Regions from separate parts of the Homo sapiens genome. Here region 1 is linked to region 2. The links are chromatin loops, found by intact Hi-C in ENCODE. Cell type or tissue: B cell. All regions are shown on one strand. Each heading gives the region's core, and the rest is flanking DNA. Links, peaks and the distances in the headings are about the cores only.

What was found. Peaks named below come from ENCODE experiments on the same cell type or tissue, not always from the same donor. Only the 100,000 strongest peaks of a DNase experiment are listed, where the experiment ranks them.
Region 1: a loop joins it to region 2, with 1.8 times the contacts of the local background. A loop is called at or near these places in 3 of 110 quality-filtered maps.

Annotation. Positions count from the first base shown.
Region 1 is chr1:91,048,268-91,064,543 of GRCh38, forward strand. No RefSeq gene overlaps it. Among named protein-coding and RNA genes, the nearest start is that of ZNF644, 34 kb to the left of the region's middle. In B cell, for the core only: no CTCF peak of the experiment used is centred there; DNase peaks (open chromatin) are centred at 6,744 and 9,714; H3K4me3 peaks cover 1,339 bases; H3K27ac peaks cover 3,633 bases.
Region 2 is chr1:90,996,309-91,012,584 of GRCh38, forward strand. All of the region lies in intron 1 of ZNF644 (zinc finger protein 644), which reads right to left. Among named protein-coding and RNA genes, the nearest start is that of ZNF644, 18 kb to the right of the region's middle. In B cell, for the core only: no CTCF peak of the experiment used is centred there; no DNase peak of the experiment used is centred there.

The sequences.
Region 1 (16,276 bases), core at 3,360-11,359, 52 kb after region 2:
AACTCCTGATCTCAAGTGATCCGCCCACCTCAGCCTCCCAAAGTGCTGGGATTACAGGCGTGAGCCACCTAGCCTAGCCAAGCATTGGATTTTATAAAGCCTTTCATCAAATAATTCAAAAAAATCTTCAGGCTCATAAAATTGTTATTTCAACCATGTTAAAATATGTATTAAAACAAGACTAGAAGGGAGTGTGGTAATGTGCTCCTAGCAGCATGAGAGTGATTTTTCCCCTTTAGAAATTTATCTAGTTTCTAAATATTTCAGTTATTCTATTACTATTTTAAATGTGTTTTTAAAAACACTGTGGATATTAATCTTTGTCATTGATTGGATGTTGTAAATATTTTCTCACAGTATGGTACTTTTTAAAACAGTGTTTGTAATTACAATAGTAATGTGTTATTATTATTATTGTTTGTGCAAGAAGGCCCTCAACTGATGCTGATGCTTTACTCTTATACTTCCCAGCCTCCAGAAATGTGAGAAAACAAATTTCTCCTATTTATAAATTAACCCAGAATCGGGTATTCTGTTATAGCAGTACAAATGGACTAACACGGTGTCCTTAGAACAAATACTTTAATTTTTTATGGAGTTAAATTTCTCAATTTTAAACTTCGTCTGTGCTTTTTAAAATCATATCTAAGGAATTGCCTAACTCAAGATCACAAAGATTTTTCCCATTTTCTTCTGAAAGTTCTTTCATTTTTAGTTTCTTACATTTGGGTCTATTGTATATTTTGAGTGAATTTTTGTGTATGGGTGAGATAAGAAACAACTTGTTGTTTTGTTTTGTTTGCATAAAGATGCCAATTATGCCAGCACTGCTTTCTGAAAAAAAAAAAAAATCCTTTTCTACTGATTTAGCTCAGCAACTTTGTCAAAAACAATTAATTAGCCATATATTTATTTTTGGTCTCCCTATTCTGTTTCATTGATCTATATGTTTACCTTTGTGGCAAAATCATATTGTTTTGATTACAGTACCTTTTTTTTTTTTTTTTTGAGACTGAGTCTCACTCTGTCTGGAGGGCAGTCACACTATCTTGGATCACTACAACTTCCACCTCCTGGATTCAAGAGATTCTCCTGCCTTAGCCTGCCGAGTAGCTGGGATTACAGGTGCTAGCCACCACACCCAGCCAATTTTTGTACTTTTAGTAGAGACAGAGTTTCACCATGTTGGCCAGGCTGGTCTTAAACTCCTGACCTCAAGCGATCTGCCCATCTCGGCCTCCCAAAATGCTGGGATTACAGGCGTGAGCCACCGTGCCCAGCTGATCACTGTATCTTTATAGCATGTTTTAAAATAACATATAAAAGTCCTCCAACACAGTCGGCTTGACTACACTGTGTGGAACAAGTTTTAAAGAAGCAAAGGACTCAGAATTCATGCTTGAAGAAATGCAGGCAGACCTGTTATCCTAAACTAGGGTTTTTAATGACCACAGCAAGCAAGCATGCAGTTTACCACTTGAAAGGGTCTTGCCTCACCTAAGCTGGAGTGCAGTGGCCCTTTGAGGCTTACTGTAGCCTCGAACTCCTGGGCTCAAGTGATCCTTAGCCTCCCAATGGTCTTTGTAGACAGCCTGATGGAGTCTCATGGCACAAGAAGATTAAAACAATGTCTCCAATTTTAATAAATTTGTGCAATCCAAAAAAAAAAGTCCTCCAACATTTTTCATCTATTTCAAAATTGTTTTGTCTATTCTAGGTTTTTTGTATTTTTGTATAAAGTTTGGGGTCAGCTTCAATTTCTACCAAAAAAAAGAAAAAGCTGCTGAGATTTTGTTAAGGATTTCATTGAATCTGTTGATCAGTTTGGGGAGAATTGCCTCTTAACAATGTTTACTTTTCTAGTTCTTGAACATGATATTGCTCTCCATTTATTTAAGTGTCTTATGTGCATTTTTATTATGAGGAAAAAAAATCAACAATATGTCTCCCCTTTCCTCCAATCATTTTCTGTTGGTACCATATACTCTTAAATGGGAATGGATTTCTCCTGTAGCTACTTGTTACAGCTGAATTTCAGTGTCCCAGAGGAGGTCTCAGGGAACTGCTCTGAACTATTCAGAACATCCCTGGCACTGGTAGTTTACTGTGGAAGAAAGAAAGTGAGGCATAAGACTTTCGGTTGCAGAGGTCAATAGGTCAAAATCATTCTGTGCTATGCTTCTTTTCTACTTGTTTAGGATACTCGTAAGAAAGGATCATTCAGTTTGTCCATCTCCATCAATACTAAATATATAATCTTATAGAAAATAGTACTTGGTCGGGCGCGGTGGCTCATGCCTGTAATCCCTGCACTTTGGGAAGCCGAGGCAGGTAGATCACTTGAGGTCAGGAGTTCGAGACCAGCCTGGCCAACATGGTGAAACACCGTCTCTACTAAAAATACAAAAATTAGCCAGGCATGGTGGCGTGTACCTGTAATCCCAGCTACTCGGGAGGCTGAGGCAGGAGAATCCCTTGAGCCTGGGAGGTGGAGGTTGCAGTGAGCCAAGATCATGCCACTGAATAAAAGAAGTACTCAAGTATTGAACAGTTTTCAGTTATTAGAAGATTATTTTAAAAATTCTGGAATAATTGTTTTCAACAGCACTTTCAACACATAAAGAATAACAGGTGAAAATATTGCTGTTTTTTAGAGGTTATTGTTTATCTTAAGACTTGCCGCATTTTACTGATAAAGTAAATTATCTTGAGATGGGTATTCTTACCCAAACCAGACAGTTTCTATGCATTAAAGAGTGTCACCCAAATATCAATCCCAGTATAAGTACGTTGTAACTATAATAAATCTACTGGAAGATACTTTAAAATACTGTTATCTGTTAATGTATTGTAAAATATTAGATGTATAAAGTAGCTTTAATAAGTGAAATAGCTACAACAATAAACCTTCCTTCACATGAAGTGAAAAAATTTTTTTTTAATTTTTCTATTTGAGGAAGTGAAATACATTTACACTAAGACAGAGTAAGCAAAAGAAAAAGTGCAAGCAATAGCCTGCAGAAAATAAAATGTAACATTCTGTAGCTCCAATTACAGAACTGCTAATACAAAAGAAATGGCCGGGCGTGGTCGCTCAGGCCTGTAATCCCAGCACTTGGGAGGCCGAGGCAGGTGGATCACCTGAGGTCAGGAGTTCGAGACCAGCCTGGCCAACATGGTGAAACCCCGTCTCTACTAAAAAATACAAAATTAGCCGAGCATGGTGGTGGGTGCCTGTAATCCCAACTACTTGGGAGGCTGAGGCATGAGAATTGCTTGAACCCAGGAGGTGGAGGTTGCAGTGAGCTGAGATCGCACCATTGGACTCCAGCCTGGGCGACAAGAGCAAAACTCTTCAAAAAATAAAAAAAAAAGAAATAAATAAATTAGACACAACAAATATAAATACTTTATAGCTCTTATATTCAATGCTTCATGTTATCAGCTTCTATTACAAAAAAAGAACATAGTTTGTAGTAAAAAAGAAAAAATATAAAGCTAACACAATTGTATTTATGAATCTATAAAATTTCCTCAACTATAAAAGGATACCTTTCAAAAACATCAACAATGATAATGCCACCAATAATAGAACATATTAGAATTCAAATATTCCCACATATTTAATAACCTGTCCAACATTAAAACATTAAAAGGCTTTATTAATAGCCCTATTATAACTACTAATTATAGGTAGAAAATAAATTTTCTAGATAGAAGATAGATGGATAGATAGTTATAAATAGACAAATAGACATAGACATAAACATATGTAACACTTCTAGTATAGATTTTTTTTTACTGTATTTTTGTCTCTCTGAAGGGAACTACAGACCATTTAGTAGGAAAATAAAAATGTTTTGAATGTAGAAATAAATTAATCTGTCTTGATTACTTCATTTCAGAGATCACAGACTTGAGGTGCAAAGAAGTTAAATGACATTCATTCACTGATTGATTCATGCATGCATATGTTTACTGAACAAATAATTTTTGAATATTTACTATGTGCCAAACCCTATGCTAAGAACTGAGAATTCAAGGATAAACCAAAAGCCTTGCAGTACCTAGTCTATGATATTTTGAGCCTAGTGAGAAGAGATACACTTTACCTGCACAAGTAAATTACAACTGTGGGTAAGTACCCAAAAGGTGCTATATGGAGGTGTGCAGAAGAGAAGAAAATGATGTAGTCAGAGAGATCAAGAAACAGTCTGCAAGGTAAAGGCATCTGAGTGGAAGTCTGGAAGTTTCTCTCCTCCTCTGGTCTTCAAGAGTAAGGTGCTGTAGCCCCAGGTAAAGAGCATAGTGTTTGGAATCAGACAATCCTGGTTTGAATTCTACCTCTATTAGTTACTCGTTATGGGATTTAGGGCAAGTTACATAACCTCCTTTAGGCTTAGTTTCCTTTTCCGGAACATGAGAATAAAAATAATCTCCTTTTACTTGTTTTATTATAAGGATGAAGTTAGATGTTTAAAAGTAAATACTCAATAAAAGATTTTTCTTTTCTTAACAAAATTCTTAAGGACAAACAAACAAACCTGTGCCAGTACCTACATGTCTTAATTCGCTAGACAGGCATTACTTTCATATCAAATACAAGAAAGGATTTTACATATCTTATCCACACTTTATGCAAAGAAAGACTTAGGTCTGTTTGTTAGTCTGGAAAGGAGTCAGTACATACAATTAATTTTGTTTTAAAATAATATCCTCTAAATATGTTAAGAACCCTTATAAATAATACTATGTTGAAAATGATCAACATAACCATTTGAGTAATTTTCTAATTATGAATAACTCTTCAACAAAATGTGGAGTTATCTTCAGTGCCTCAGGAAATGTATCATTTTTCCTTCAAACCTGCTCCTTCTTACCCTATCTCACCAAATGACACTACTTGGGAGTCATCCCTGAGTCTTCCTGGCCACAATCCCCACATCTAATCAGTTACCAAATCTGAAAATAAAAATCTATTAAATATTTCTTAGTTCAGCCCTTCCTGATTTGATTTCAGTCCTTCATTGTTATTGACCTAGAGTAGTCACCATATTACTAGTCTTGTCCCCCTTCAATTCTGGTTCAATGACCTCACACAGCCTGCTGAGTAATCCAATAAGAAAATGTGATCACAGAATGTGAAGGTAGAGTACTCCCGCACACACCCCAAAAGGCACCCTAATCTCTGGAGCCTTTGAATATGTTACATTGCATGCCAAAGTAATTACGGTGTTTAATTTTAAGATACAGAAATTATTCTGGGATATCGAAATGGGCCCAGTGTAATCACATGAGTCCTTAAAAACAGAGGACTATCTCTAGCTGAAGTTGGACAGAGATGAAGAGGAAGAAGAGGGATGCAGCAGAAGGAGAAGTCAGAGAGATATCAAGTGAGAGAAGGGCAATATGCTGTTCCTGGCTCTGAGATGGAGGAGTTGGAGTGCAAGTACCAAAAGAGGCTCTAGGAGCTAAGAGCAGCACGCTGTTGGCAGTCAGGGAGAAAACAAGGCCCCAGTCCTATCACCACAGGGAACTGGATTCTGCCCACAACCTGAATAGGCTTGGGAGCAAGTTCTCCCCTAGAGCTCCAGTGAGAAACACAGCCCTGCTGACACGTTTATTTTAGCCCACTGAGACCCACATCAGGCTTCTAACCTGCAGGTGTTGCTTTAAGTGGTGGTAATTTGTTATGGCAACAATAGAAAACTAACACAGAAGGCCTCACAGCTCAAAATTAACCACTGGCTTCAGTCACTCCAGGATAAAATCTGAACTCCTTAGCACAGTATAAAACTCTTATCATTCTCCGTTCCCAACTTACTTATCTATCTTACTTTCTGACATCACCTCCCTCCCACCCCTCTCCACTCGTGTTCTCTTTATATCCCAATTCTCAGAATATGTAGTATTCTCTCACCTGAATGTCAACCTGGCCAATTTGAGTTCATTATTCATGCCCTCACCCAAAAGATACCTTCCCTGTGAAGACTTCATTAACTCTCCCGGACAGTTTTTCTTTCATTTACTCCATAAATATTTATTGAGCACCTACTAGGTGCCAGGTTCTCTTCTAGGTGCTGTGAACAAGATAGTAAAAGTCCAACCTCTCAGGGAGCTTCCATTCCAGTCTGGGGGTTGGAAGGTAAGGGGAGAATAGTGACATTAAACAAATAAGCATTTAATATACATAATTAGGATCATTTCGCATTGTGGTAAGTGCTGTGAAGGAAATGAACAGGGTGACACGATAGAGAGAGTTTTGATGCAGGAGAAGCTACTTTAGGTAGGGTGAAAAAGCTTTGAAGGCAGATCTGTAGGATGGGAATGAGCTGGCCACATAGAAGAGCTGTGGAAAGGGACTTCAGATGGAGGAATCTCCATAAAGGGGTCCTGGAGCTTAGAATGCTCCAAGTCAAGAAAAGATGTTGGAATAGCAGGACAGCAGTGCAGAGGGGACTTGTAGACCAAGCTGAGCCTTACAGGCAGCAGCCAGATGGTGCAGGGCCTTGCAGGCTGTGGGAAAAAGTTAGGATTTTATGCTAAGTGCAAAAATAAGGTTGTGAGCAAGATAGGAAGATGACTTGATTGGCATGGAAGGGTCTCACTCTAGCTGCTCTGTGGAAAGTGGGCTATAGAAGAGTTAGCACAGGAGCAGGAAGGATTGCGACAAGGCTACTCCAGCAGTTCAGAGTGAGAAGGCAGAGGTGGGCTGAGAGTGGTAGCAGCCAAGATGAAGCCAAGCAGACAAACTGGAAGTGAAACCAAGAGCATTTCCTGCTAAATAAAAGATTAGCCAGGAGATAAAACCCATTAGATATTCCTTAGTTTCAGCTTTTTTTCTTGATTTCTTGATTCCTTCCTTTCCTTGGGCTGACTGCAAGGTTTTAGCTCAAGCTACTGGGTGGATGGTGCCATTTATCAAGTGAGGGAAGTCAGAGGGAGGAGCAGGTTTAGGGTGAAAAAATCAAGAGCTCTGTTTATATTGTGTTAAGTTTATGCCTGTTAGACATCAATGAGAAAGTGTCAAGACAGTTTTCTGTATGTGTCTGGAGTAGGAGAGGGGTTGTGCTAGTCAGGGTTCTCTAGAGGGACAGAACTAATAGGATAGATGTATATATAAAGGGGAGTTTATTAAGGAGTATTGATAAACATGATCACAAGGTGAGGTCCCACAATAGACCATCTGCAAGCTGAGGAGCCAGGAAGCGAGTCTGAGTCCCAAAGCTGGAGAACTTGGGAGTCTGATGTTTGAGGGCAGGAAGCATCCAGCCTGGGAGAAAGATGTAGGCTCAGAGGCTAAGCCAGTCTAATCTTTCCACGTTCTTCTGCCTGCTTTTATTTTGGCTGTGCTGGCAACTGATTAGATTGTGCCCACCCAGATTGAGGGTGGATCTGCCTTCCCCAGTCCACTGACTCAGTTAATCTTTGGCAACACTCTCACAGACACACCCAGGATCAATACTTTGCATCGTTCAATCCAATCAAATTGACACCAGTATTAACCATCACAAGTCCACCCCTTGACAACTTGAACCCATACACAACTCCTGAGATCATACGTAATCTTCAAATAAGGACAATAACAAGGTCATAATTACACTTAACGTAATACAACTATCCTTTATATAACCAGAAATGCACCAATCTCCAACCCAAATACTATTACATAAAGTTAACAATACTTAAATGCTAATATGAAGTCTGTAAATCTTATGTCACATGATAAAGGAAAAAGGAAATAAAATGAAAGTATCTTCTTAGTACAAGTGTATACATGCACAGACATGTTCTTAACAAAATATGGAGGAAACACTCATCACAATTTCAGTCCTCGATTCTGCAACTGGTCATGTGGTCATAGCTGGTAGTGACAACTACCTTCCTCTACTATCCATTCTGTATTCCCTTTGCCTTCAGCAAGCACCTCAGCAGTTTGTATTTTTTTTTCCTGGTGGAGTGACTCAAACCTTCATTCCTGAAGGGTCTGGGCCATTTGTAATCCTGCCTGGATTGGGCTGTTTTAGTTTCCCATTGACCTTAATCACAGGGCATGGTAATACTAATGGATGCCCTAAAGGATCTCCTGTATTCCATGTATACTCTTTTTTACCTCCATTGTGGAGTAGTAGACTTGTTTCATCTTCATAGTCCGGGTCAATCACCCCAGCCTATAACTCCCTTCTTAGCCTGCTGACCTAAAGGTAGGAGGAGCCCAAAGTTGCCAGGTGGCAATCTTAACTTCTAGTTTAATGGGATTGTTGTGTGTCCTGGTGGCAGCGTTCCTCCCTCTGGAACTAAGACCTCCAGGCCAGCAGAACATAATGTCATGGGAACAGGAAGCAAGAATTTTGCTTGTGGGTCACCAGGGGTGATGGTGAGTGGTGCCACCTCCACTTCCATACCTTGATTCCTAGACCCATGAATCGTGGCTATGGGAGAAACAGTACCATATATTAGATGCTGATTCAGAGCATACATGGGCTTCTGGAGAACTTTGCCCCAGCCCTGCAAAGTATTGTCACCTAGTTGGCATTGTAATTGTGACTTCAAAAGGCCATTCCACCCCTCTATCAACCCAGCTGCTTCAGGATAATCAGCAACATGGTAAGACCAGTGAATTCCATGAGCATGAGCCCACTGCCATACTTCTTTAGCCATAAAGTGAGTGCGTTGGTCAGAGGCAATGCTGTGTGGAATAGGGGTCAAGGTTAGAAATGTGAAACCTCATCAGCACATAAGTGGTGTTAGACATAAATGCTCTTTTTACGTTTTTTTTGTTTGTTTTTCTTTTGAGATGAGTCTTGCTCTGTTGCCCAGGCTGGAGTGCAATGGCGCAATCTCGGCTCACTGCAACCTCTGCCTCCTGTGTTCAAGGGATTCTCCTGCTTCAGCCTCCCAAGTAGCTGGGATTACAGGTGCGTGCCACCACACCCAGCTAATTTTTGTATTTTCAGTAGATACAGGGTTTCACCGTTTTGGCCAGGCTGGTCTCAAACTCCTGACCTCAGGTGATCCACCCGCCTTGGCCTCGCAAAGTGCTGGGATTACAGGCGTGAGCCACCGCACCGCCCTCTTTTCATGTCCTTACTGTACTTTGTAGAGACCTTCAATTCAGTATTATCATACTGTCTCGTAATTGAACCTTGCATGACTAACTTCCCACTAGATTTGTAAGCCTTTGAGGCAAGAATTGTGTTGTGTATTTATCCTCCCTGATTTATACCCAGTGCCTGTTATATGGTAATGCTCAGTAAATAATTGTTGAAAAATAACAATAGCAACCAGCATATGTTCAGAAGTTCCAATGCATTAAATTGTGAAGTATGATCCTATTTCTAACTATATATATATGTGCGTGTGTGTATATGTACATACACACACGCACATATATACTTACATATATGCATATAAAAAGGTCTAGAAGGCATACACCAACTCTCATCAATGGTTGCCCCTGGGGAGTAGGACCAGTTGGATGAGAGAGGTTCACTTTGTACTTTCTATTGTTTAAATTTTTTCAGAGAGCAGTTCATCTTTTTTTGTACAACATTTATAATTTTTTAAACCAATGAAAATAAATAAAAGGAAATAAAAAATAAAACCAAAGCATTCTTTCCTTGTCAAAGGAGGAAAACTTTGATATTCCACTTCGTGTAACAAAGGAACACGGAAAGCAGAAACAGATGTCCCTCATTCAAGCATAGAGAAGGAAGTGAAAATAGGAGAACTGTTTAAGAAGGTTAAAAACAAGTCATCTCTCAGAATCTAATCTGCACAAGCACATATGGCTGCCACTGGTTTTTTGAAAAATAATTTTATAAATGTAAAGAAACAGAAATAACTTGTTCATTTAACCACTATGAACAAAAAATACATTTGATAGCTATGAATATTTTGCCAAATAGAAAGTGTCCAAGAAAAGACAAAGGAAGCAAAATAATGCACAACATTTCTCAGCTAGATCAATATTATATGTGATTAAGATGAGAAACCTTTTAGAGTGAACACATGAAATTGCCAATTTTCTAAGTCAAAAATACGGGAAAGTCAGTAGTTTTATATGGTTCAACCAAACACATAGAAGAGTTTCTACATTGTATAAGCTTTTTTGAGAAAATAGCAAAAGTAAAAAAATAAATAAAGCTCAAGTTTTGTTTGTTATTACTGTTTTACATCCCACAAAGCTTTATGAGATAAATCTGAGACCCCCACTTTATTTTTCAGACAGGAAAACTCATTTTTTTCTTAATAAATTACAAGTATAAAGGTTAATATTTCATAGGGTCATTTAGATATTCTTTGTGCCTAATTAGTGTTCAAAGCAGAAAAGAAGAAAACAACTCAAAAATTTATCTTTCATGAAATATTGGTGTTCAAACAATGAGGAGATAAAATTTAGAGAAAGTTTTTCCACTGACAGCTAAATTTGAAACAATCTCTAGACAAAGGGAAATCATCGCAGCACAGATTGTTCCAAATCTAAATCCATTTTTTAAAAGCAAAGGAAAACAAAGACTTACTTAGCTGTGCACAAATGGATTAAGTCTCAACAGCATAACCTATAGATAGCCGGTTCAGAGTGAAAAATATGAAACAATAATGAAATAAAATAAAAGTAGAGAAAAGAATTTTTCTATAAATTGGGATCCTTAATTTATTCATCAAAATATGCAATTCCACCTAGAAACTCATTGTTAAATAGTAAAACTCATTGTTAAATAGTAAAACCCTCAAAAAAGAGAAAAACTTCAAAAACAGATTAGTTTGTTTAATCAAAGCTAAGACTCCATGTACAAGAAATTTCTATATTTCAAAGCACAAATCCACAACTGTTGTCCCTGTCATAATATCAGAATAATGTCATCACCAAAGACTCTATCCTAATAGAATATACTTTTAATTGCAAATAATAGATACATACTCAAAATAGCTAAAACAATAGGAAAAGAAAAAGAGAAAGAATGAAAGGGAGAAGGAATGAAGAAAGGAGGGAGGAAGGAGGAGAAAAGGTAGACGGAGGTTTTCTAACACTGTAGGGCTATCTCAGGAAGCTGGTGAGTCAAATGTATCCTTGAACTTCATGATGAACGGGGAACCTAGAAAGAACTCAAAGCCATGTGCTCTACCCACTTCTTTCTCTTCAGGAGAACATGCTCTCTCATCTCTTTCTTTGCACATTCATTCTTTTCTTTCTGCAGACCACTTTTCTCTGTTTTTTCATAAGTATGGCAAGAGATTATTACCTGACTTTAGGTGCTAAGTAAGACTGATTAGCATTCACATCTCTGAATGTAAAATTCCAAATTCCTAGCAAGAACTAATCCAATTAGTGTAGCTTGGTGTATTTATTCCTCATTCAGTCAATGTGGATGAAATCTCATAGACTAAAATATGTCTGCTCCCGTGAGTGGGAGGGTAAGATATAGATGTGTGTGGGTGAAGGAGGGAGTTGTGGACTGGTGAAACACTCCCTAAACTCCCTAATACATACCCTGATCCTAAAATTCTGTCTGCACTTCCAGGCTGACAATAGTCACATCTACAAAATATTCTGAAATAAGTGTATGTGCCCTTAATCCAGTCCATATTTGTAATATTTGTATTACTCGTCCATATTACAAATATATTCACCAAAAAAAAGTTAGTATTGAAAACTAGGAATGCTGTAAATTTTATAACAAATTAATCTGATTTTTTTTTCTTTCAGACAGGTTCTCACTCTGTCACACCTCAGCCTCCCAAGTAGCTGGGACTACAATCACATGCCCCCACACTCAGCTAATTTTTGTGTATTTTGTAGAGAGAGGGTTATGCCATGTTTGCCCATGTTGGTCTTGAACTACTGGGCTCAAGTGATCCTCCCGCCTCAGCCTCCCAAAGTGCTGGGGCTACAGGTGTGAGCCACCACACCCAGCCTGAATTTTTTGTTTTTCCAACAAATCAATGTGGTAGGCTAAACAATGGCTCCCAAAGATATCCACACCTTAATCCCCCAAACCTGTGAATGCTACCTTATATGGAACTTTGCAGGTGTGACGAAATTAAGGACCTGGGGATGGGACAATTATCCATGTAGCACCTAAATGTCATAATCATAAGTGTTCTTACAAGAAGGAGAGAGCAAGAGATTATACTACACAGAGGAGCAGGCCATGTGATGCTGGCAGCAGCAATTGGAGTGATGCACCTGGGAGAGGAGGAAGGGGTCACAAGCCAAGGAACATGGGAGCCATTAGAAGCTAAAAACATCAAGGAAACGGATTTTCTGTTGGAGGCTCCAGAAGGAATCGGCACTGCCAATACCTTGATTTAGGTCCAGTGAAACTGATTTTGGACTTCTGACCTCAAGAATTATAAAAGAGGCCCAGGCAGGTAGATCACTTGAGGTCAGGAGTTCGAGACCAGCCTGGCCAATATGGTGAAACCCCGTCTCTACTAAAAATACAAAAATTAACCAGGCATGGTGGCAAGCACCTGTTAATCCTTGCTACTCAGGAGGCTGAGGCAAGAGAATCACTTGAACCCAGGAGGCAGAAGTTGCAGTGAGCCAAGATTGCGCCACTGCACTCCAGCCTGGGTGACAGAGCAAGATTCCATTTTTTTTTTTAAATAAAGATGAAAACAGATACTGATACACAGTTTCCTTTCCTTTAATACAGGATAGCTTTTCTTTTGATAAAATTTAATATTATGTCCTTTATGTTATAAAGCTCTTTGTTTGTTTGTATCTGAAGCATTAGTTGTGTGCAGACTTTACCATACATTTTCTTGTCTAATCTCCTTTTGATGACAACACTCATTCATTGATGTATTCAAAAAATGCATACTAAACACTTATTCTGTGCTAAGCATTCAATTAACAAATATTTATGGAATATCACGTATGTGGTGTGCTTCATGTTGGGACACTATGGATGAATGGCAGGAATGGTCCATGCCCTCATGGAGCTTATAGTCTAGCAGGGAAGAAAGAGAGTTAAACCAATGATTATCATAAAGTATAAGGCATGTTATGATTTGGAGAAGTACAGGATATTATGAACATGTATAATGGGCAACTCACTTAGCTTGGGACAGGAAGGGAAGGCCTCTCAATGGAGATTATAATTGAGTTGAGATCTGATTTGAGACCTAAGAATGCAGGGATGAAATCACAGCCCCTGTCCTCAGGAAGCTTACAGTTTAGTAGGAATCTAAGCTGTATAAACTAACACCCTCAACACGACATGATAAAAACTACAAAGGTGGAGTATACAAGGCACAGCACAGAAGAAAAAGGCCCTGATCATATCTGTGTTGGGGTGGGGCATCAGAAAAGATCTGGTTTTCGAATGGTGTCTCAAAGGAAGTGCAAACCTTAGGTGGTCAAGTGCATGAAGGCCTGTCTGAGGCTGAGGGTGCACTGTGGCACTGCAGAGCATGTTGTTGAGCTGTGCTGTCTAATATGCAGGGATTCACCATATGTAGCTATTGATCCATGAAAATGTTCACACATACACAAAGTTGAAAGAATATTTTGGTGAATACCCATACACTGCTTCCCAGATCTTACCATCAATATTTCTATGCTATTTTATTACATATCTATCCAAATTTTCAAATATTAAAAAGAAAGAAAAAAATTATGTGCTATTAAGGATACTTTTAGGCTATCATAAATTATCACGTTTTTGTGGCTATTTTCAAAGTTGGACTTCCACTAGAATTAGAGGTCATAGGAATATAAAATTTTTATAAAACCTCAAATAAAGAAGTTAAGGGTTTTAAATAAATAAAAGAAAATACTATTATGGAAAAATATAATCCATAGACTACAAAATGCCTTAATCTATCAAGAAGGTATTTTTGTTTGCTTTATTTTTATTTTGGCAACTGTAAAAGGGTTTATGCTGATTAGGAATACAGTACTAGGTTTGTGATTCAAATTACAGTCAGCAGTCTAAATTCCTCCATTCAACTGACAACTGGATTTCCAGTTTCTAGATTTTTATGAAGACTATGCCATCAAGCATTCTTGGGATTTTTAAAGTTTTATACACTCTTTATGGTAATTTAAGTATGCTAGTAAGAATCTGCTATGAATACTTATTATAAATACGAAAATGAAAAGATGTGCTGAGCAATAATCTCACTCATAAATGAGTGCTTTGCTAATGCATATTCCAGGTGAGAAGGATTTAGAAAAAGTGGCATTTCTGGGAATGTATGAGATCTAATTTGAAACCATGTCTTAGTTCAGTTGTTCCAAACTTTGGTGCTCATGAGTTATCTACAGAGCTTATCAATGTGGATCTGGATTGATTCCAAAATTCTAATCAGCAGGCCTAGGGTGGGGCTCCAGAATCTACCAAAGGATGAAGACAAGGCAAGAGCACACTTTTAGAGACACTACTGAGCAAGTCCCCATTCTTTATTTTACTTTGTTTTTTTGAGATGGAGTCTTGCTCTGTTGCTCAGGCTGGAGTGCAGTGGAGTGATCTTGGCTCACTGCAACCTCTGCCTCCCAGGTTCAAGCGATTCTCCTGCCTCAGCCTCCCCAAGTCCTCATTCTGAGTACATATTAGTTTATCTCTCTGGTCATTTGTGCAAGATATTAGTGACCTTTTATTGAGGACTTATAATATATTAATATTAGTACTATGGGGACAGGTTATTTGAACTAATCCTCTTGCTAAACACAACAAAAAAATGCTGGACAAAAATATATTTAAAATATCGTCTTAAAAGCATCTTACATTTAGGTAATAAATTATCAGGCCAAAATCTAAGTGAAGGCAGAAATCCTGAGGGTAGCTGAGAACCAAAGCTACTTTTGCCCTGATGTTGTTTGCTGAAAGGGGGAAAATTGTGGCACAGTTTTCATAGTTTTGGCTTATGGGACACCTGTTAATAGGAAACCCTCTCTGAAGAAAACTGAGACTCTATAAAGGCCTAGAACCCAGGGTAGAATAATTCAGAACCAAGTCCCCTCCCCAACCAACCCTCATCCCCAAAGTAAATAAGGAAAACTGCCTTGGTTCTGGCGCTAAGGAGGAAAAGAGGACCATTCTATGAGAAGCTGCAACCACAACTGGTATTTGTGCTGTTTTTCAGGCCAAATCTATCTTACCTGGTGATATGGTTTGGCTGTGTCCCCACCCAAATCTCAACTTGAATTGTATCTCCCAGAATTCCCATGTGTTGTGGGAGGGACCCAGGGGGAGGTTAATTGAATCATAGGGGCTGGTTTCTCCCATGCCATTCTTGTGATAGTGAATAAGTCTCACGAGATCTGATGGGTTTATCAGGGATTTCCCCTTTTGCTTCTTCCTCATTTCTCTCTTTCCACCACCGTGTAAGAAGGGCCTTTCACTTCCCGCCGTGATTCTGAGGCCTCCCTAGCCATGTGGAACTGTAAGTCCAATTAAACCTCTTTTTGTTTCCAGTTTCAGGTATGTCTTTGTCAGCAGCATGAAAATGAACTAATACATCTGAGTAGTACCAGAAATCTCAAGGCATGAATTTAGTTTGGAATAGTCCCGGACTAGCACATCTTTAGTTACCTGGCAAAGACACTAAGTCCTTTCTGGTGGACTATCACTTCATCCTAGGCCTCAAAGATGTCCTATAAATAATTTTCCAAGGGAAATGAGTGTGATAGATTGCAACAATGGCCCCAAGTCTTTTCTCCTCTTCAGAGCCATGCCTTTCACCATATAACTTTGCAGTGCACTCCTACTCCTCCCCTTGACATTGGCCTTAATCATGTGATTTGCCTTTGCGAAGGGAGTTTTTTAGATAAGACACAAGCAGAGGCTTGAAATGGGCTCCTTAGAATTTGCTTTTTGCACCTTTGCCAAAGCCATGAGAATACGCCCGGGCGATCTTGCCACCAGGTCTGAAAAAAATTAAGGTAGACCTAAATGAATCTTTGTAACTGGACAAAAAAGACTTCCAAGAGTCTTAAGGGACATTTGTCCCACAGTTAACTTGACATGCTCAAAGTAATAATGATTAAGTCTAAAGACAGAGGCTTGTCTCAAGAAAACACTAGAGGTGTGTTTTTTGGTAAGTGGAGGGATTTGGAATTGAAAACACAAAAATCCCACAGAGTTTTTGAGAGACTTGTATTGACAAAAGCACTGTTGGCCTGGACTGAAACTGTACAAAATGATGAGGGCAGGGAAAGGCTTACGGGCCCTCAACTTTCTTTGGGAAAGAAGTAGGGTGAGAAAGTTGCCAAAAGCTATTTTCCAAAGTTCTCCATAGAAATGGCCAAGGAGAATGAAGGAAA
Region 2 (16,276 bases), core at 3,752-11,751:
CAGCAAGATCACTGGCAAAAACTGTGAAAATCAACATTCTGTGAACTCTGGAAACTAGCCAAAGGCTTGGAGCAATCTAGGAAGAGTGATAGATGGCTGAATCTTATTTGGGAAGACCAGCACACTTTAAGGCATCTTATCTTGCCCTATTCCCATTCTCCCCCACAGTAGCTTTGAAAATTAGCAGCCTGGGGGATCAGGCCCAGTGGCTTATGCCTATAATCCCAACTACTTGAGAGGCTGAGGTGGGAGAAATGCTTGAGTCCAAGTGCTTGGAACCAGTCTGGGCAACATGGTGGTACCCCGTCTCTAAATAATGTTTAAAAATTAGGCATGTTGGCATGCATCTGTAGTCCCAGCTACTCGGGAGGCTGAAGACAAAGGATCAGTTGAGCCCAAGACTTTGAGGCTGCAGTGAGCTATGACCATGCCACTGCACTCCAGCCTGAGCACAGAGCCAGGCCCCACTGCTTTATAACTAAAAACAAAAACCCAACAGCCTGGCAGGCACTAGGAAAGACAGAAGAGGTTTGGAGCTCTTTTAGTACCTCATTCCCAGAGAACTGTCATTATTTAACACATCTGGTGGTCTCCTGGAAGGCTCTACTCGCAAAGCTATCTTAATTTGACCTGACTCAGCACTTACCTAGTATAAAAAGCTTCCCCCAATACCCTAGGACAACCAAAGGACATTTGTCAAAAACAATCAGAGGTAATTGTTTCATATTGCAGCTGGCTGAGGGAGAGAAGAACAGCTGAGGCAAACAATAGACTAAAAGCTTTAAAAAGAAAAGCTGGGGGCTTTGTAAAGCTCCAACATATTCCTGAGACTCTAGAGAGCCACATGTACAGAAAGGGCTGTATACACGCCCAGGAAAGACCTAAGTGCTCACCTCTGGCTAAACCTGAGGCTCTACACAAGCAGGAAGTAAAAAGTAAGGCAGAGTTGTAAACTGCCTGGTTAAGTGTTGAAGGAGCATCCCAACACACACATAACTTCAACAAAAAGATTTATTGCTCCCAGGCATTTAATGAAATCTCTGTCCAATCATTAGCTGACCACTAAGCCAACTGAGCAGAGATTTCAGTGCCCATATGTGACAAAGAATATAGATTTCATAGAATTAGTTTCAAAAAAAAAATCACTAAAATAACAAACAACGCTGGGGCAGAGAGGAGAATCTGATTATCAGAGTTGTGACATTATTTTAAATGTGCAGTATTCAACAAAAAATTACAAGATATTAAAAAAAAAAGGGGAGGGGGGCGGTTCCAAGATGGCCGAAAAGGAACAGCTCCAGTCTACAGCTCCCAGTGTGAGCGATGCAGAACACAGGTGATTTCTGCGTTTCCAATTGAGGTACCGGGTTCATCTCACTGGGGAGTGGTGGACAGTGGGTGCAGCCCACCAAGCATGAGCCGAAGCAGGGCGAGGCATCGCCTCACCCGGGAAGTGCAAGGGGTCAGGGAATTAATTCCCTTTCCAAGCAAAGGGAAGCTGTGACAGACGGCATCTGGAAAATTGGGTCACTCCCACCATAATACTGCGCTTTTCCAATGGTCTTAGCAAACGGCACACCAGGAGATTATATCCCTCGCGTGGCTTGGAGGGTCCCACGCCCATGGAGCCTCGCTCATTGCTAGCACAGCAGTCTGAGATCGAACTGCAAGGCAGCAGCGAGGCTGGGGGAGGGGTGCCCACCATTGCTGAGGCTTGAGTAGGTAAACAAAGCGGCCAGGAAGCTCGAACTGGGGGGAGCCCACCACAGCTCAAGGAGGCCTGCCTGCCTCTGTAGACTCCACCTCTTGGGGCAGGGCACAGCCGAACAAAAGGCAGCAGAAACCTCCACAGACTTAAATGCCCTTGTCTGACAGCTTTGAAGCGAGTAGTGGTTCTCCCAGGACGGAGTCTGAGATCTGAGAATGGAGAGACTGCCTCCTCAAGTGGGTCCCTGATCCCTGAGTAGCCTAACTGGGAGGCACCCACCACTAGGGGCAGACTGACACCTCACACAGCCAGGTACCCCTCTGAGACAAAGCTTCCAGAGAATGATCAGGCAGCAACATTTGCTGTTCAGCAATATTTGCTGCTCTGCAGCCTCCGCTGCTGATACCCAGGCAAACAGGGTCTGGAGTGGACCTCCAGCAAACTCCCAACAGACCTGCAGCTGAGGGTCCTCACTGTTAGAAGGAAAACTAACAAACAGAAAGGACATCCACGCCAAAACCCCATCTCTACGTCATCTACATCATCAAGGACCAAAGGTAGATAAAACCACAAAGATGGGGAAAGAACAGAGCAGAAAAGCTGAAAATTCTAAAAATCAGAGCGCCTCTCCCCCTCCAAAGGAACGCAGCTCCTCGCCAGCAACAGAACAAAGCTGGACAGAGAATGACTTTGACGAGTTGAGAGAAGAAGGCTTCAGACAATCAAACTTCTCTGAGCTAAAGGAGGAAGTTCAAACCCATTGCAAAGAAGCTAAAAACCTTGAAAAAAGACTAGACAAATGGCTAACAGAATAACCAGTGTAGAGAAGTCCTTACATGACCTGATGGAGCTGAAAACCATGGCACGAGAACTACGTGATGAATGCACAAGCTTCAGTAGCCGATCTGATCAACTGGAAGAAAGGGTATCAGTGACTGAAGATCAAATGAATGAAATGAAATGAGAAGTTTAGAGAAAAAAGAGTAAAAAGAAGTGAACAAAGCCTTCAGGAAATATGGGACTATGTGAAAAGACCAAATCTACGCCTGATTGGTGTACCTTAAAGTGACAAGAAGAATGAAACCAAGTAGGAAAACACTCTGCAGGATATTATCCAGGAGAACTTTCCCAACCTAGCAAGGCAGGCCAACATTCAAATTCAGGAAATACAGAGAACACCACAAAGATACTCCTCGAGAAGAGCAACTCCAAGACACATAATTGTCAGATTCACCAAAGTTGAAATGAAGGAAAAATGTTAAGGGCAGCCAGACAGAAAGGTCAGGTTACCCACAAAGGAAAGCCCAACAGACTAACAGTGGATCTCTCGGCAGAAACTCTACAAGCCAGAAGAGAGTGGTGGCAAATATTCAACATTCTTAACAAAAAGAATTTTCAACCCAGAATTTCATAGCCAGCCAAACTAAGCTTCATAAGTGAAGGAGAAATAAAATCCTTTACAGAGAAGCAAATGCTGAGAGATTTGTCACCACCAGGCCTGTCAACAGCTCCTGAAGGAAGCACTAAACATGGAAAGGAACATCCGGTACCAGCCACTGCAAAAACATGCCCAATTGTAAAGACCATCGATGCAAGGAAGAAACTGCATCAACTAATGAGCAAAATAACCAGCTAACATCATAATGACAGGCTCAAACTCGCACATAACAATATTAACCTTAAATGTAAATGGGCTAAATGCTCCAATTAAAAGACACAGACTGGCAAATTGGATAAAGAGTCAAGACCCATCAGTGTGCTGTATTCAGAAGACCCATCTCACGTGCACAGACACAAATAGGCTCAAAATAAAGGGATGGAAGAAGATCTACCAAGCAAATGGAAAACAAAAAAAGGCAGGGGTTGCAATCCTAGTCTCTGATAAAACAGACTTTAAACCAACAAAGATCCAAAGAGACAAAGAAGGCCATTACATAATGGTAAAGGGATCAATTTAACAAGAAGAGCTAACTATCCTAAATATATATGCACCCAATACAGGAGCACCCAGATTCATAAAGCAAGTCCTTAGAGACCTACAAAGAGACTTAGACTCCCACACAATAATAAAGGGAGACTTTAGCACCCCACTGTCAACATTAGACAGATCAACAAGACAGAAAGTTAACAAGGATATCCAGGAATTGAACTCAGCTCTGCATCAAGCGGACCTAACAGACATCTACAGAACTCTCCACCCCAAATCAACAGAATATACATTCTTTTCAACACCACATCGCACTTATTCCAACACTGACCACATAGTTGGAAGTAAAGCACTCCTCAACAAATGTAAAAGAACAGAAATTATAACAAACTGTCTCTCAGACCACAGTGTAATCAAACTAGAACTCAGGATTAAGAAACTCACTCAAAACCGCTCAACTACATGGAAACTGAACAACCTGCTCCTGAATAACTATTGGGTACATAACGAAATGAAGGCAGAAATAAAGATGTTCTTTGAAACCAACGAGAATAAAGACACAACACACCAGAATCTCTGCGACACATTTAAAGCAGTGTGTAGAGGGAAATTTATAGCACTAAATGCCCACAAGAGGAAGCAGGAAAGATCTAAAATTGACACCCTAACATCACAATTAACCAGAAAAGCAAGAGCAAACACATTCAAAAGCTAGCAGAAAGCAAGAAATAACTAAGATCAGAGCAGAACTGAAGGAGATAGAGACACAAAACACCCTTCAAAAAAATCAATGAATCCAGGAGCTGGTTTTTTGAAAAGATCAACACAATAGATAGACCACTAGCAACACTAATAAAGAAGAAAAGAGAGAAGAATCAAATAGACACAATAAAAAATGATAAAGGGGATATCACCACCGATCCCACACAAATACAAACTACCACCAGAGAATACTATAAACACCTCTATGCAAACAAACTAGAAAATCTAGAAGAAATGGATAAATTCCTGGACACATACACCCTCCCAAGACTAAACCAGGAAGAAGGTGAATCCCTGAATAGACCAATAACAGACTCTGAAATTGAGGCAATAATTAATAGCCTACCAACCAAAGAAAGTCCAGGACCAGATGGGTTCACAGCCAAATTCTACCAGAGGTACAAGGAGGAGCTGGTACCATTCCTTCTGAAACTATTCCAATCAATAGGAAAAGAGGGACTCCTCCCTAACTCATTTTATGAGGCCAGCATCATCCTGATACCAAAGCCTGGCAGAGACACAACAAAAAAAGAGAATTTTAGACCAATATCCCTGATGAACATCGATGCAAAAATCCTCAATAAAATACTGGCAAACCGAATCCAGCAGCACATCAAAAAGCTTATCCACCATGATCAAGTGGGCTTCATCCCTGGGATGCAAGGCTGGTTCAACGTACACAAATCAATAAACGTAATCCAGCATATAAACAGAACCAAAGACAAAAACCACATGATTATCTCAATAGATGCAGAAAAGGCCTTCAACAAAATTCAACAGCCCTTCATGCTAGAAACTCTCAATAAATTAGGTATTGATGGGACGTATCTCAAAATAACAAGAGCTATTTATGACAAACCCACAGCCAATATCATACTGAATGGACAAAAACTGGAAGCATTCCCTTTGAAAACTGGCACAAGACAGGGATGCCTTCTCTCACCACTCCTATTCAACATAGTGTTGGAAGTTCTGGCCAGGACAATCAGGCAGGAGAAAGAAATAAGGGGTATTCAGTTAGGAAAAGAAGAAGTCAAATTGTCCCTGTTTGCAGATGACATGATTGTATATTTAGAAAACCTCATCGTCTCTGCCCAAAATCTCCTTAACCTGATAAGCAACTTCAGCAAAGTCTCAGGATACAAAATCAATGTGCAAAAATCACAAGCATTCTTATACACCAATAACAGAGAGCCAAATCATGAGTGAACTCCCATTCACAATTGCTTCAAAGAGAATAAAATACCTAGGAATTCAACTTACAAGGGATCTGAAGGACCTCCTCAAGGAGAACTACAAACCATTGCTCAACGAAATAAAAGAGGACACAAACAAATGGAAGAACATTCCATGCTCATGGATAGGAAGAATCAGTATCGGGAAAATGGCCATACTGCCCAAGGTAATTTATAGATTCAATGCCATCCCCAACAAGCTACCAATGAATTTCTTCACAGAACTGGAAAAAACTACTTTAAAGTTCATATGGAACCAAAAAAGAGCCCGCATCGCCAAGTCAATCCTAAGCCAACAGAACAAAGCTGGAGGCATCACGCTACCTGACTTCAAACTATACTACAAGGCCACAGTAATCAAAACAGCATGGTACTGGTACCAAAACAGAGATATAGACCAATGGAACAGAACAGAGCCCTCAGAAATAATACCACACAGCTACAACCATCTGATCTTTGACAAACCTGAGAAAAACAAGAAATGGGGAAAGGATTCCCTATTTAACAAATGGTGCTGGGAAAACTGGCTAGCCATATGTAGAAAGCTCAAACTGGATCCCTTCCTTACACCTTATATGAAAATTAATTCAAGATGGATTAAACACTTACATGTTAGACCTAAAACCACAAAAACCCTAGAAGAAAACCTAGGCAATACCATTCAGGACACAGGCATGGGTAAAGACTTCATGTCTAAAACACCAAAAGCAATGGCAACAAAAGCCAAAATTGACAAATGGGATCTAATTAAACTAAAGAGCTTCTGCACAGCAAAAGAAACTACCATCAGAGTGAACAGGCAACCTACAGAACGGGAGAAAATTTTTGCAATTTACTCATCTGACAAAGGGCTAATATCCAGAATCTATAATGAACTCAAACAAAGTTACCAGAAAAAAAACAAACAACCCCATTAACAAGTGGGCAAAGGATATGAACAGACACTTCTCAAAAGAAGACATTTATGCAGCCAAAAGACACATGAAAAAATGCTCATCATCACTGGCCATCAGAGAAATGCAAATCAAAACCACAATGAGATACCATCTCACACCAGTTAGAATGGCAATCATTAAAAAGTCAGGAAACAACAGGTGCTGGAGAGGATGTGGAGAAATAGGAATGCTTTTACACTGTTGGTGGGAGTGTAAACTACTTCAACCATTGTGGAAGACAGCGTGGTGATTCCTCAAGGATCTAGAACTAGAAATACCATTTGACCCAGCCATCCCATTACTGGGTATATACCCAAAGGATTATAAATCATGCTGCTATAAAGACACATGCACACGTATGTTTATTGCGGCACTATTCACAATAGCAAAGACTTGGAACCAACCCAAATGTCCATCAATGATAGACTGGATTAAGAAAATGTGGCACATATATACCATGGAATACTATGCAGCCATAAAAAAGGATGAGTTCATGTCCTTTGTAGGGACATGGATGAAGCTGGAAACCATCATTCTCAGCAAACTATTGCAAGGACAAAAAACCAAACACCACCTGTTCTCACTCATAGGTGGGAATTGAACAATGAGAACACTTGGACACAGGAAGGGGAATATCACACACTGGGGCCTGTCGTGGGGTGGGGGCCTGGGGGAGGGATAGCATTAGGAGATATACCTAATGCTAAATGATGAGTTAATAGGTGCAGCACACCATCATGGCACACGTATACATATGTAACAAACCTGCACATTGTGCACATGTACCCTAGAACTTAAAGTATAATAATATCAAAAAAAAATACAAAGAAAAAAAGAAGGAAGTATGGTTCATACACATGGAGAGACAAGCAGTTCACAAAACTGTCCCTGAGGAAACCCAGACATAGGACTGACTAAACAAGACAATGTTTTAAAATCAGCTACTTTAAGCATATTCAAATAACTAAAAGAAACCCATGTCTAAAAAACTAAAAGAAAGTATGAGAATATCAATAAAAGATAAAAAATTATGAGAAAAAAACAAATTGTAGAATTGAAAAGCACAATAACTAAAATGAACAATTTACTAGAAAAGTCAGCAAACCTGAAAATAGATCAACTGAGATTATCCAGTCTGAGGAACAGAAAGAAAAACCAATTTTAAAAATCCATAGGGCCTAAGAAACCTGTGAGACAACATTAAACATCCCATTGTATACCTAATAGGAGTTCTACAAAAGAGGGGAGATAAGAATGAGGCAGAAAGAGCATTTAAAGAAATGTGACTAAAAATTCCCCCAGTTTGATGAAAAGCATTAACCTAAACATCCAAAAAAGCTCAAGGAACTACACAGAGGATAAACCCAGAGAGATCTACACCTTAGACACATCATCATAAAACTGCTGAAAAAGGAAGAGAGAATCCTAAAAGAAGCAAGAAAGAAGCAACTTGTCACAGACAAACAACTTTAGTAACATTAACAACTAATTTTTCATGAGAAACCATGGAGGCCGGATGGCAATGGTGTCAAAGTACTGAAAGAAAAAGACTCGACCATGAATTCTACAACTATTTTTCATAACAGAAGGAGAAATTAAGACATTTACAGATTTAAACAAATACTAAAGAGTGTCCCTCAGGCTGAAATGAAAGAACACTAGATAGCAATCTGAATCCATCTGAAGAAATAAGGAGCATGGTGAAGGTAACCACATAGGTAAATATAAAAGACAGTATAACTGTTTTCTCTTTGTAACTTTTTCTTCTCCTGTCTGATTTAAAAGGTATAAAAGGATGTATGTATGGCAATAACAGCACGAAGGAAGGAGAGGGAATAGAGCTATATAGGAGCAAAATGTTTGTATATTATTAAAATTTACAGTATTAATTTCAACTAGACTAAAATTAAGTTGTTAATTATAATTCCCAGGGCAACCACTACAAAAATGAACTAAAAGTATACAGTACAAAACAAGTGATTTAAGTGATACACTTGAAAATATCTATTTAACACAAAAGGCAGCACTACAGGACTAGAGGAATAACCACCCCAAAAAACAATGAGACACATAGAAAACAAAGAGCAAAATAGCAGATGTAAATTCCACTTTATTGGTAATTATATTAAATGGAAATTAATCAGGCACTCCAAACAAAAAGCACATAGGCAGAAGGGGTAAAAAACATAATCCAACTATAACTGGCTACAAGAGACACACTTGAGATTAAATAGATACAAATAAACTGAAAGTAAAAGATAAAAAAAGTTATACCATGCAGAAAGTAACCAAAAGAGAGTTGATGCAGCTATTCTCACAGCAGAAACAACAGACATTAAGACAAAAAATTGCTACTACAGAGAATGTTTTGTAACAATAAAAAGGTCAATCCATCAAAATTACATGCCACTTATAAACATGTGTACACCTAATAAGAGAACCCCAAAATATATGAAGTAGAAACTGACAGAATTGAAAGGCAGAATATAATTCAAAAATAATAGTTAGAAACCTTAATACTTCACATTCAGTAATGGATAGTATAGATAGAAGATCAAGGAAATAGAAGACTTGAACACTATAAACTCTACAGAATACTCCACCTAACAACAGCAGAGTAAGGAATGTTCTTTAGTATGTACTAGGTGTTAGGCCATCAGACAAGTGTCAATAAATTTTAAAGGAATAAAAATCATAGAGAGTACGTTCTCTGACCACAATGGAATGAAACTAGAAATCAATACCAGAAGGAAATTGGTAAGTTAATATGTGGAAATTAAGCAACAAACATCTATGTAACCAGTAAGCCAAAGAAATTGCATTGCAAATCAGAAAGTATATTGAGAAAAATGAAAACAAAAACACAACATACTAAAACTTATGGGATGAAGTAAACGCAATGCTTACAGGGAAATTTATAGCTATATATGACTACATTAAAAAAAATCTTAAATCCATAACCTAATTTTCTAAGAAATTAGAAAAAGACAAACTAAACTCAAAGCAGACAAAAGAAAAAATTAAATAAAGAACACAGCAGAAATAGAGAACAGAAAAACAGTAGAGAAAAAAAAAATCAATCAACCCAAAAGTTGGTTCTTTGAAAAGAACAAAATTGACAAACCTTTAGCTCAACTAAGAAAAGATTTAGATCACTACAGTGAGGAATGGAAAAGGAGTCATTACTACCAACCTTATATTAATAAAAAGGATTATAAAAGAACACTATGCAACTGTATGCCAACAAATTACATAGTGTAGATGAAATGGACAAATTCCTAGAAAAACCCAAACTGTTGAAACTGACTAAAGATGACATAGGAAATCTGAATAGACCTAAAACAAGTAGAGAGAACTTCCCACAAAGAAAAGCCCAGGACCTAGCCAACCACGGCGGACAGCACCTGTAGTCCTAGCTACTTCAGAGGCTGAGGCAGGAGGATAGATCATTTGAGCCCAGGAGTTCCAGGCTGCAGTGAGCCAAGACTGTGCCATTGCACTCCAGCCTGGGCAACAGAGCAAGACTCTGTCTCATAAAAACAAACAAACAATCCATGACCAGACTGCTTCCCTGGAATCTGGGGAACATTTCAATAATTAACACTATTCCTTCTCAAACTCTTCCAAAAAATAGGAGGGAACACTTCCTAACTCACTCCTATAAGGCCAATATTGCCCTCATACCAAAATCTGACAAAGTTATCCCAAGAAAACTACCAACAAATATCCCTTATGAATTAAACCAAAAAAGTCTTTTTTTTCTCTAAAGACATGCCATCTAGATCCCTTCAACCTCCTATCCCAAGCTGAACTGATTACTCTTCAGACCTCCTGTACAGCCCTATCCTTGAATCTCCCTTCATAATCATCCTAGAAATTCTCTTCACTCTTCTCCTGTAATGCATCCTACTTTCTGGATCCCCCCTCTTTTTAGTTAACCCATCACTTTGATGGAGCCTGTGCCTTCTAGTAAGTTCCTGATATAGTACTTTTGAAGTAAATATTCTAACAACCTCATGTTTCATATTTTTAGCCTCCTCCCACACTTGATAGCTTGGTAAGGTATAGAATGAATAGTTTGGAAATAACTTTCCTTCAGGATTTTGAATGTATTATTCCATTACTGATTACTTTCCAATGCTACCTATTTCTAATCCCTTCTTTGTGCTCCATTCCTGAAAGCTTTCTTGATCTTCCCTTTATTTCTGGTGTCTGAAATTTCACCATGATGTATCTTGATGTGGTTCTTTTTTTTCAGTCACCATGTTGAGCATTCATGAGCCCTTTCACTGTGGAAATTCACATTTCTTGTTCAATTATTCTTAATTTCTTCCATTTTCTCCCATTTTGTTTTTTTTTTTTTTTTTTTTTTTTTTTTGAGACAGTGTCTCGCTCTGTTGCACAGGCTGGAGCACAGTAGCGCCACCTCGGCTCACTGCAACCTCCACCTCCCAGGTTCAAGCGATTTGCTGGGATTACGGGTGCATACCAACATGCCCTGCTAATTTCTGTATTTTTAGCAGAGACAGGGTTTTACCATGTTGGCCAGGCTGTTCTTGAATTCCTGACCTCAGGTGATCCGCCCACCTCGACCACCCAAAGTGCTGGGATTACAGGCGTGAGCCACTGCGCCCAGCAAATTCTTACTTTTCATATGTTGAACGTGCATGCAAGTGTGATCCTCTAGTTTTCTTATTTTCTCCCACTTTACAACTCTTTTTGTCCTCCTCCGTGGGAGTTTTCTCAACTTTATCTTCCAACCCTCTAAGAATTTAATATTCTGAATTTCCAACTCTTCTATGAAGTGTTTCATATTCTAAATTTCTAGAAGCTCTTGTTTTCTGGGCACTGCTTTTTCATAGCATCCTTTCTTGTTTCAAAGATGCAATACCTTTACTTCTGAAGAAATCAGTTAACTTTTTACAAAAACTTGTCTTCTTCTTGAAGTATTTCCATTTCCCTCTTCTCTTTCATATTAAGGTTATCCTCAAATGTTTGGTGATCCTTAATCTCATATTTAAGATTGAGGCACTTAAAAGTTGCCTAGGGATTCTGTCTTAATGAGTAGACATACTGTAGGATTATCAATCTGGGCCACATCTGTTATCAGTTAGATATTTTTCCTGATCTCAGCAGTTTGCTGTCACAGGATGAATCTTTTAATCTCACAGCTAGATGGGGCAAGAACTTGTCAGCCAGTATTCTCAGAACTGGGAGGGAAAAAGAGACTGGGAATAACTCTCAGATCAACATGCAGATTTTTATTTAATTCTCCCTGTTTTCCAGTATGATGCCCTTAACCTGAACTATGCCTACTGTTCTCAAGTACAGAGATCCTCAGGTTGAATGTCAAAGAAGAAAACTTGGATGAGGCAAGAGATCCATTCCTGAAACCATGAGTGTTGCTTACTTGTTATACAGACTTTTAGACAATTCCTTCAGAGGTCCCTGCAGCCACCAATTCCTGAAGCATTCCAGGGCCCTATAGCACCAGTTCTAGACTAATTCTAGGCCTTCTCCACTGACAGCAGAAGGTTCAGCTTTCTCTCATCTACAAACAAATGGAGGTAGGGCTATTCCCAAGAACTCTGGAGCCATACACAGGAATAAAAAAGCAACTACTTAAGCAAGCAATTCAGAGCAGCGTTTTCAGAAAAGCTTCCTATACCACTAGTTCATCAGGATAATCAGAAAACAGTTGATAGTTCTGCTGTCATTCCTTCTCACCCATACTATCATACAGAAACCCCATTTTTCAGAGATGTAGATGAAATCTCTAGGTCCCAGTGATAGTAGGGAGCAACCCACTGTATTTTGCTTTAGCTGATCTGCCTCATCAGATAACTTGGACAAAGTCAAATATACCTCCCGGTTTTACCACATTCCCAAAAACCTCACTATTAACGTCTTTACTTGCTGCAGTTAAATGGTAATAATCGCACAGATGAAGGTGATACATGAATAACCAAGGTTGAAAAGCACAGTAGAAAGACAAAAAATTGACAGCAGGAATAACAGAAGGCTGTGTACCCAAAGCTGGAAAGGACTTCATCAGTACTGACCATCAGAATTAAAAGAAAAGGCTGGTCTCAGCAGCTCACACCTGTAATCACAGCACTTTGGGAGGCCAAAAGGACTGCTTGAGCCCAAGAGTTCAAGACCAGCCTGGGCAACAAAGTGCGACCCCATCTCTACAAAATAATAATCATAATAGAAAGAAAAGAACGGCTTATGAGAGCTTGGGCAATACCTGTTGGAAAGGAGCGAAGGGGAAAGACTTAGTGCCAGCAGAGAACTACTACATACTAAATCCTAAAAGCTTAATATTTCCAAGTTAAGCCTATATTAACTGTGAGAATGTTTAAAATGTAAATGTTATACTAAAACGTGGTATCTTAAAACTCTAAAACTATTAGTTCCCAAGCTTCTGTTCTATTTCCTAACTCTTAAAAAAAAAGAGGATTTAAAAAACTGTATTACTTCTATTTTTCCTGTTTTTCTAATTCTTCTATTTTAAAAATGACCTTTACCCATAATAAACCATAAGGTACACTCAATTTAGGAATTATTAAAAACTCTACATTTTAAGAACATTATTTTCCTATAAAAGCAGAGTATTCCCAAATGTTCCTAAATTTTAAAACAAGTATCTATTTAAAAACAAATATAAATATGTAGTCCACATTGTTAATTTTTATTATTTCCTGTTTTCCTGCCAGCTCCAATACAAATTATAATGTCTCTTAAGCCATGGCTAAAATACAGAATTTTAACTCAAAATTCAGCATACAAGTACAAGCTCTTCTTACCAGTTACCTTAAATATTTTTTACTTAGGAAAACACCATTATAGCATAACTTTATTGGTTTTCAAAGTAAACTTAACAGAAAAAAAAGGCCAAGCCAGTTTTTTTAAGAAAAAGGCATACCTCAATTAGTGCTAGTAAGTCATATGCAAACTCTATCTCCATTTATTTTGAATACCAGAAGATAGTAAAATTCTTTCATTCTTATTTTAGCTCTGCACTACAAACTGAGGAGCCACAATATTTGATTTGACTTATTTAAAACTATGCATCCTTACTCTTAATATACCCTTCCCACTCACAAAGATAATAATCACCAACTGGCCTTCCTCACTTCAATCTCCCTCCAATCACGCTGTATCTGGCTGCTAATCATATTTCTTCATGTAATTCTATTCAATGATCTTCAGTAGAACTCCTTATTTCCAATTTCTAATCCAAACTTCTTTAGATCCCTCCAGCTCATGCCACAATCTTATTACTTTTTATTATATGCATTTAAAATAGACTCTAACCAAGGAAAACGCTTGCATTCCACAATTCTCATGTCTGTGCCTTTTTTTTTTTTTTTTTTTCTGAGACACAGTCTCACTCTGTTGCCCAGGCTGAGTGCAGTGGCACAATCTCAGCTCACCACAACTTCTACCTCCCAGGTTCAAGTGATTCTCCTGCCTCAGCTTCCCGAATAGCTGGGATTGCAGGCACCCACCATCACGCTTGGCTAATTTTTTTTTTTTTTTTTTGTATTTTTAGTAAAGACTGGGTTTCACCATGTTGGCGAGGCTGGTCTCAAACTCCTGACCTCAGGTGCTCCACCTGCCTCAGCATCCCAAAATATCTGTGCTTTTTTAACATGCTCTTCCCCCTAGCTGTTATCTCCTTCCCTTTCCACCAACCTATACACACCACTTCTTCAAAATCTAGGTAAAAAATTATTTTTGTCAAAAAGCTTTATTAATCTTATTACAGATCATTCATTTTATTTTGTCAGCTCAGTAATTTAAATGTTTCATAGTTAAGTACTCTTCAAGCTATATCTTAGATCATGAGCTCTTTGGAGTAGAAGCCATATCTGTGCTCTATGTATATGCAACCCTACCCCTAGTGGAGCATTAGCTGAATTTTGTATGACAACTAACCCAGTTAAATAAAAGTTATGAAAATTGGGGGAAATACAACCAGACAAACAAGACTTTTCTGAATACAAAAAAACTGAAATCTCCCAAAACTAAATTCAAACATAACATTCATTTTTGTCAAAACAACATGTAAACATAGAACACAAACTTGAGTGTATTTTTTTCTACATAGTCAGTTCTGAAAACTATAATTAAGAACATTCTAATTGTTTTATGTTAGTGATTTTCTAAATCTAGCCCCCAAAAGCTGTTATGTGTAAAGTCTCAATATTTTGGAGATAATAATCATATACTTTTTTCAATGTCTAATTTAACCAATTTGCTTTAGCCTTCTATACTTCACAAAAGCTACAATAAGAAAAGTTGACAGGTGAGATTTTATTATTTCTTCAAGACAAATACTGAAATCCCTGGAGCAAGAGTATATTAAATGAACTTATTACAAATTCCAAAAGACAAAACTTCTTTATATAGAGTAAATATTTTCATTTATAAACTCGAGCATTCACAATCCAAATGTTAATGAGAAAGTCTTTTCATACCCATTTCTGCGCAATTTACATATTCATTCTTCAAAACCAGATATACTAGAATGTGAAGATATATTTTTTATTATATACGTTTAACAACATTATAATACCCATTTCAGAAAAAATTCTTTATCTGCAAAGCACCAATTTAATACTGCTATACTACAATAAGGTTTCTACTGCTCAGTATTTACGAAAAATAATGCTACAACTATTAATTCCATTTGGGGGAAAAAAACTGATTCAAGCACTAAAAGTAAAAATCATGATCAACAATTCTATTTCAGTTTTCCATTTATAAAGTCTCCTACATGGGCTTTAACCATTCACACTTGTAAGCAACTGTCCATAAGGTAACATTCTAGTTATATTCTACTTTTCTGTTGAACAGGTAGATGCCTACCTATAAAAAAAAAGTACACCTATTTATTCCTACCTCTAAAATTACAATCAGAAATACCCAAATACCTTAATAAGCAACCTAAAATGCCTAATAGCTAACTGACATAATGCCTGGAAGCTACCATCAAAGAGGCTCCAAAAACCATCTATATAAGGAGGCAATCCACAACTTCCTCCACCTACTTCCTGGCTATATGCCTAGAGAATACTGTAATGACAGCAAGCCAGGCAACTATGTTATCGGTGGAGGCAAATTCAAATCTCTGCATTCTAAACAAAATATCAAGTCATAAAACTAACCTCTAAAGGATTACTATTAATGAACACTAAGAAGCACCTCTCTGATTTTGTCACTGGGGGGAAAAAAGGGCCATAGTACCAAATATCACCTGATTTACCTCCCAATTCATAACAATGCCAAACAAGGACAGAAGAAAAGAGAGATGGATTCAAGCATCAATTCTCACTACCCTTGGGAGGGAGGACAAATATGCCATAAGAAGTTTAGAAACAAAAACTCCAGCCCGGGCAACATGGTAAAACCCTATCTCTACTACCGAAAGAAAAAAAAAAAAAATCAGCCAGGCATGATGGCATGCACCTGTAGTTCCAGGTACTCAGGAAGCTGAAGGAGGAGGATCGCTTGAGCCTGGGAGGTGAAGGCTGCAGTGAGCTGAGATTGCGCCAATGCACTCCAGCTAGGGTGACAGACTGAGACCCTGTCTCAAAAGAAAAAAAAAGGAAGGAAAAGAAAAAGAAACAAGCAAAAACTAATTTATGGTGATAGAGGTTAGAGGTTAAAATAGTGGTTACTTCTGTAGGGAGAAATTAAT